Linked DNA regions of Homo sapiens: region 2 is linked to region 1. Evidence: chromatin loops called from intact Hi-C (ENCODE). Cell type or tissue: GM12878. All regions are shown on one strand.

Region 1 (4,000 bases):
GGTCATCCACCTGCCTGTGCCTCCCAAAGTGCTGGGATTACAAGTGTGAGCCACCATGCCCGGCCCACAGCTTACCTTTTATTAACCTTGCCTGGGAGAGAAAATCTGATTGGTAAAGTCAAGTTTGCTATGGGTAAGTAGCAAAGAAGACAGCTAGCTTCCCATAGAAGTGAAAATAATTTTGAGCTGGTTAGATGCCTACAAACTCTCTAAAACAAAAAAGGAAAGAAATTTGCCCTAAGAAGTTGAAGTAGTATTTGAACTGGGGTCTTCTGTTATAAATCTTGGGCATTTTAAACTTCCCCATACATATTCTTTAGTGAGTTATCCATAAATTTTTTCTGTCACTTTGATCACCATAAGCAAGAGTAGTTAGGTAAAAAAATATGAAATAGGACAAGAACTAGGCACAGTGTCTCATGCCTATAATCCCAGCCACTCTGGAGGCTGATCACTTGAGACCAAGAGTTCAAAACCAGCCTGAGCAATGTAGCAAGACACCATATTTAATCTTTTTTTTTTTTTTTTCTGGTAGCAGCCAGGCATGGTGGTGCACTCTATGGTGCTTAGCACTATGGAAGGCAGAGGAGGGAGGATCGCTTGAATCCAGGAATTCAAGATTGCAGTGAGCTATGAGTCATGCACTCCAGCATGAGTGACAGAGTAAGACCCTGTCTCTGAAAAAAAGGATAAAATGAAATAGACTTTAGGGGAAGAAAAAAAAAAAAGCAGAATTAGCAGATTATGAGAATGAGGAAATTCGTATTCTGAGAATCTAACCCCAACCACCATGCTGCCAGAAAGATGACTACAACATCCACTTAGCTCAGACAGCATATTCATGGGCCTGGTGCTGGAAAGCCTGGGGCATAGAAATGTTCGTGCTCCTTTTGTGGTTCCAGTGTGCCCAGTGGAGCATCAAGGGTATTGGTCTGGCATAATTCCACCACTGGTGGGCATAGGCCTGCACTGTAAAATATTTATTTTATCAATTTTATTTCAACTGTATTCCTTTCCAAAAAAGAAATGGTGGTATCTCTATGCTATTGATTTATAAAGAAATGTAATTTACTTTACTTTCTGCTCACAGTTAATTTAGCCCCATTGTGTCCTTGTCCCCAAGTTCATGGAAATGTGACTTCATGAGGGAAGAATCCATGTAGAGATTGTACATTATACTTTAATGTTGGAAAGGTGGATGAGTTGACATCATATAATGTAGAGTGTATCACCCTTTTACTAAGAGATGTAATAGCAGAAACAGTCTTGACTGTGGCAACTGCCACAATAACTGCTATGCTTATTTTTTATTGATGATGGATAAAAATTCTCATAATACTGTAGCACAGTAACTTGCTGGAATATAGCTTCGGGCTGCCCCTAAGGCAGACTTTATTTATGCATCCCTACTTTCACTATTTGTAATGACAATGATAATAATAACAATAAATATCAGTACTTTCTAAATTACAACAGGAACTAGAAGTTTCAGTGGGACTGACTGCTGAATTTTCTTTTAAAAGGGTAATACAAAAAACAGCCATTATAATCCTCACCATTGTCCTGGTTGCTAATAGACCTGTGCTAGCAATTTGGAACAGGAAGTGAAATCTGCCCACTGTGGGTTTTGCTGGTTTTGCAACTATTATCACAGGCTTTTTAAAAATTATTAATTTATAAACTGCCCTGAGCCTTACAGAATATAAGCAATCGAGTAAGCTGGGGAAATAAAGTTACATAAATCACTATTAAGTTAGTAGCAGAAACCACCGTGACTCTACGATGGTTCAATACTGTCATTTCAGGAAACCAAGCACAATCAGGAGTTTTTTAAAGCCTGAAAAAGGAAGTATAGTCAAAAATGAGTAAACTTGTCGTGAGATTTATAGAGTGTCAAATGGAGTTTAATGGAGATTCCAGAGAATCAGAAAAAAAAGATGTCAGGATAATGTGTAAAGTTCTTGTTTATTTGACATTTTGATGACTTTAGAAGTATTCGTGAGAGAAGTAAATCAGCCCAAAAAAGGGCACCTCACCATTAATAAACATGCTTTCCACAAGTGACCCTACAACTTCCCGTCATCTCATGAAACTCATCACTGCATTTATTGTATGAATGGTGTTAAGAGTGCTGTTCAATAAATGTCGCCAGGCCCAGTGAGAGGGATCCTGTCTGTCTTAGTACCAAGAACACTAGTACCTCTTCTGAGTAATGGGTTTTTAACATATATACACACATATATATTATATATACACATATACTATATATTCATATGTAATATATACATATATAGTATATATATGTAGTGTATATATATACTACATAGTATAGTAGTTTTTTCTAATTCCGTGAAGAAAGTCAATGGTAGCTTGATGGGGATAGCACTGAATCTATAAATTACTTTGGGCAGTATGGCCATTTTCACAATATTGATTATATATAATATATTATACATAATATATATACATAATATATATATACGATGGACCCTGGGAATTGTGTAATTGACCAGGTTTCCCTTTTCATGCTGGCAGTGAGAGAAAAGAATTCTAATATGCAGCCTTCTCCTAGCAGTGTATAGGTCTTTTTATTATTATTATTATTATTATTATTATTATTATTATTATTATACTTTAAGTTCTGGGATACATGTGCAGAACGTGCATGTTTGTTACATAGATTTACACTTGCCATGGTGGTTTGCTGCACCCATCAACCCGTCATCTGCATTAGGTATTTCTCCTAATGCTGTCCCTCCCCTAGCCCCCGACCCCCTGACAGGCCCTGGTGTGTGATGTTCCTCTCCCTGTGTCCATGTGTTCTCATTGTTCAACTCCCACTTAGGAGTGAGAACATGTGGTGTTTGGTTTTCTGTTCCTGTGTTAGTTTGCTGAGAATGATAGTTTCCACCTTCATCGATGTCCCTGCAAAGGACATGAACTCATCCTTTTTTATGGCTACATATTATTCCATGGTATATATGTACCACATTTTCTTTATCCAGTCTTTCATTGATGGGCATTTGGGTTGATTCCAAGTCTTTGCTATTGCGAATAGTGCTGCAATAAACATACATGTGCATGTGTCTTTATAGTAGAATGATTTATAATCCTTTGGGTATATACCCAGTAATGGGATTGCTGGGTCAAATAGTATTTCTGGTTTTAGATTCTTGAGGAATCTCCACACTGTCTTCCACAATGGTTGAACTAATTTACACTCCCATCAACAATGTAGAAGCTTTCCTATTTCTCCACATCATCTCCAGCATCTGTTGTTTCCCGACATTTTAATGATCACCATTCTGACTGGTGTGAGATGGTATCTCTCATTGTGGTTTTGATTTGCATTTCTCTAATGATCAGTCATGATGAGCTTTTTTTCACATGTTTGTTGGCCGCATAATTGTCTTCTTTTGAGAAGTGTCTGTTCATATCCTTCACCCACTTTTTGATGGGGTTGTTTGTTTTTTTCTTGTTAATTTGTTTAAGTTCCTTATAGATTCTGGATATTAGCCCTTTGTCAGATGGATAGATTGCAAAAATTTTCTCCCATTCTGTAGGTTGCCTGTTCACTCTGATGATAGTTTCTTTTGCTGTGCAGAAGCTCTTTAGTTTAATTAGATCCCATTTGTCAATTTTGGCTTTTGTTGCCAGTGCTTTTGGTGTTTTAGTCATGAAGTCTTTGCCCATGCCTATGTCCTGAGTAGTATTGCCTAGGTTTTCCTCTAGGATTTTTATGGTTTTAGGTCTTATGTTTAAGTCTTTAATTCATCTTGAGTTGATTTTTGTATAAGGTGTAAGGAAGGGGTCCAGTTTCAGTTTTCTGCATATGGCTAATCAGTTTTCCCAACAGCATTTATTAAATAGGAAATTCTTTCCCCATTGCTTGTTTTTGTGAGGTTTGTCAAAGATCAGATGGTTGTAGATGTGTGGCGTTATTTCTGAGGCCTCTGTTTTGTTCTATTGGTCTATATATCTGTTTTGGTACCAGTACCAT
Region 2 (4,000 bases), 100 kb before region 1:
ATCTTTTACAAACAATAACCAGATCCTCAGTTTAAGAAGTAAAGTGTCCATTTTAAACAAAAATTAGAACCTCAAAAGTTCTTCATAAAATTATTTTCATCTCCTATGGTCATAACATAATTTATAGGGTCCACAGAAACTAACAGAAATAAATACTCTGGTTGCATCTAAAATGGATCATGCCCTGTGCTTATCTCTTTATGCACACTCAACAACGCTGCACAATCTAATGATTATTCCCTACATTAAAAAGATGAAGAGTAATACTCATAGAATCGGCATTTGTTGAGCCACTAATATATGCCAGGTATCATGCCAGGTATTTTTAATACATTATTTTATTTAATTCTACAAACTTTTCAGAAGTAGTTTTCATCTGTGCAGATGAAGAAACTGAAGCTCAAAGGAGTTGTTAGCCCAAAAACCCATATCTGGAGACTGCAATTGGAGCCCTTCTGGCTGGCTCCATATCTCTGCTCTTTCTAATCATTTTCCAGAAGTTTAAAAGGAATTTTGATTTTTAATTTTTAAAAAAAATTTTTCCCACCACATCATGCCCCATCAGAAGATCAGCAGTTTGAGGGCAGGAACCACATCTAATGCCTGGCATGTAATATCTCAATAAGTATTTGTTGAATGAATTGAAGGAGGCAGGCTTGAAAAGGTTCTAGTTCTCCAGCCAGTCATTTGGTTACCATTCATATTCGTTATTTATTGCTGCATGAGACTTAGTGGCTGAAAACAATAAATAATAAACATTTGCTATCTCAGACTTTCTGTGGTTCAGGAATCCAGAAGCAGGTTACCTGGATCTCTCATGAGGCTGAAGTCAATATTTTGGCCAAGGCTACAGTCATCAAGGCTCAGCTGGGGCGGGATCAACTTGCAAGATCACTCATATGGCTGTTGGCAGTCCCCAGAAGATCTGCATCCAAGCTCATTTGCGTGGCTATTGGCAGGCTTCCTCTCCCTACCACGTGGGCTTCTCCACAGGGCTGCTTCACACACATGGCAGCTGGCTTTCCCCAGGATGAAGTGATCCACAGGGAGTGAGAGAGAAGGCTCAAGATGAAAGCCACAGTCTTTTTATAACCTTATCTTAGCAAGTGGTATCTCATCGCCTCTACTGTATTCTCTTCATTAGAAGTTACCCGTGAAATCTCCCCCTACTCGTGGGGAGGAGATTATATAAGGGCATGAATACTAAGACATGAGAGTCCTTGGGCCATCTCAGAGACTGCCAACCACCACATTCGTGGCATATCCATTGAGGATTGACCCTTGAGATCACTCTGTAATATTACAGATCATTTCCTTCCCATGCTACATGAAAATGTCTTGTAATCTAGCTGAGGCAGGTTCTAACAGTTCTGATATTAGACAAATCCAAATCTTAACTCCTTCATTTTATAATTGTGACCCTGTTGCTTCATTTCTAATATATGAAGTAGGCATTATAACAGTATATGCTTCATGAGCATTTCATGAAGATTAAATGAGAGTATCAGGAAATTGCTTATTATAGTGCCTGACATCAGGAAACTAAGCAATCACTTCCAGCTAAAACAGTCTAAATATACTAGTAACTTTATTTTGAACATTCCAAAATGCTTTCCTATGTGTCACTTCTTGTTTTGTTTTATTCTCTTTGTAATTGTAGTAAGGTGGTAGAATTTGATACAGTTATACATATTTTAAATATTACTATTTGAGGCACTTAAAATTAAATAACTTACCAGTAGATATTGAAGTCAGGGGCCAGGAACATTCTCACTACCTCATTTCTATATAATCAGTATTTATTGTTACGGAGTTAATGAAACCAAAAGTTGCCGTAGAATAGACAGAGTCATATTTTCAATGTCATAAAGGAAATGTCTATGAACTAACCATAATGTAGACACCACATTTTAAACTGCACTGTTATGGTAGCTTAGGAAACCCACATCCTGGCTTCAGTTCCTCATGCTAAGAGTATGGTTTTTCTGTTAAGTTAATGAAAAACCACCTCACGAGGCTCAGATTCTATCTCTTAATTTGAGAATGGTCTACTAGAAGGCCTAGGAGACTTTCTTATGATAAATTCCAAATGATATTTTACCTAAACCAACAATAAAACTCTGTAAGAGAGACCTGAAACCACAGATACATTCCCATTTAATTTCTATTATTCTCCAAGTCCTCAACCCCTTCTCTCCCTTTCTCTCCCAGAAACCCCAAATTCAGGCCAAACAATAATGAAGAAAAACCTTGTTGACTATGTGTCATAATTACATCTGTCTTTGGAAGGGAAGACTCTATTCCCCAGATATTAGATTGAGCCTTGAATCATTTTAACTTACGAAGCTGATCTACTCAGAAGAAAAGTCATTTCATGATTAAAGCTTAGTGTCCCTTTCTCCCCCATTTTCTGTTTACACACAAAAAAATAAACAACAGCTTCTCTGATCAAGCTGTAGCAAACTTGTGCTGCTGAACTCTTCCCCTTTAAATGATTATAGCTTTCTTCTAAGCCCTCTGTTGTCCTGTCTCACATATGCATGGGAGCTACCCAACTTTTAAGACTTTTGTTTATTGGAGTTTACAATGTGCTTTGGAGGGGTTAGGAGAAAAATGAGGGAGAGCAGGAGAGAGGGGTTGTTACAGATGAAGAAGTGGAGAAAACAATGTTTGATAGGTTTTCAACTCTAATTTCTAAAAAATTATTGGAAATATGTCTAAGAAAAAGCAAAGTTCTAAACACCTTTGTGAGGTATCAAACAAGGTAGCTGGTGCCACTTCAATATTTCAAAGAGGGAAATATTTCACATTCAGGCTCTGTAAATGTTATGTTTTGTTCCCTGGCTAACAGGCTTGGTTCTTCTGGGAAGACTCCAAAGGCAATAGGTCATCACTACCACTGATGTCCATGTCCAACCCTACAGCCAAGCAAGAGAATCATGTCAACACTGACCTTTTGGGGGCTGACCTAATAGAACGCTATGTTCTTCAGAAATGTTAAAGACTGAAGAGCGTGCACACCAAAACACTCATACCACCATCATATAAAGTGTCTGGAATGAAATGGTGTGTGTGTGGGTGAGTGGGTGGGTGGATGAGGGCATGTGTGTGTTGAAACCTGTTGCATCCATATATAAATGGAGATACGTACATAAGCACATGTATATATTGATCTAGTTATTTCTATATAATCAGCAATCTTTAAGCAATGTTCAATGGTCAGACCACATTTGGTGTACTGTATACAGCCCTGGGTCACAGGGTCCTGAACAAGTTAAGATATATTCAGGGAAGGAATCTGGGCTCAGAAAAGGTCAGAAACCACTAGCAACAATAATCAGAGGAAGAAAGTGGGTAGGATTACTCTGGAGAAGTGAAGACATAGTAAGAGCAGGGTCACTTTTAAATACCAGAACACTGTCATCAGGTGAGAGGAAATACCAGCTATGTGTCTCTCCAAGGGCAGAGCAAGGACAAACTGCCAGAAGCAATGAATAGGAAGGTTGATCTTCCGTACATGATGGGCTTTCTAACAACTTGAGAATGCAGCAAAGCAATCAGATCAGTCAACTCAGCTGTCCTACCAGTGTCCAGTTCAACTAACTGGACCATCTTGCCCATGAGGCAGCCTAAGAAATGATGCCAGGTGCATTTTCAGAAATCCAGACTCAGGCCATCTGCCCTGTACTGCTGATCCAATTTAATAATAATAATAATAATAATAATAATAATAGCAGACATTTAAATAGTACACTTACTCTGTGCCAGGCCCTGTGCAATTGTTTTGCCAATCAGAAGATAACAGCTCCAGAGAGATCTTTAATTCCTTCTGATGAGAAGCAGAAAGTAGGAAAATAATTCCATTTTTTGTTGACAGAAAAGAGTAAGTGGAATGGCAAAGAATTCAGCAAGGCAAAATAATATACCTCAATTTTTTGATTGCTTTAAAATTCTCTGTTCTTTTGAATAACACGTGGTATACACATACAGCAGAGTATTA

The links. Peaks named below come from ENCODE experiments on the same cell type or tissue, not always from the same donor. Only the 100,000 strongest peaks of a DNase experiment are listed, where the experiment ranks them.
Region 2: a loop joins it to region 1, with 4 times the contacts of the local background. A loop is called at or near these places in 1 of 110 quality-filtered maps.

Annotation. Positions count from the first base shown.
Region 1 is chr10:61,389,351-61,393,350 of GRCh38, forward strand. No RefSeq gene overlaps it. Among named protein-coding and RNA genes, the nearest start is that of TMEM26-AS1, 61 kb to the right of the region's middle. In GM12878, no CTCF peak of the experiment used is centred here; a DNase peak (open chromatin) is centred at 1,641.
Region 2 is chr10:61,284,950-61,288,949 of GRCh38, forward strand. No RefSeq gene overlaps it. Among named protein-coding and RNA genes, the nearest start is that of TMEM26-AS1, 170 kb to the right of the region's middle. In GM12878, no CTCF peak of the experiment used is centred here; a DNase peak (open chromatin) is centred at 1,912.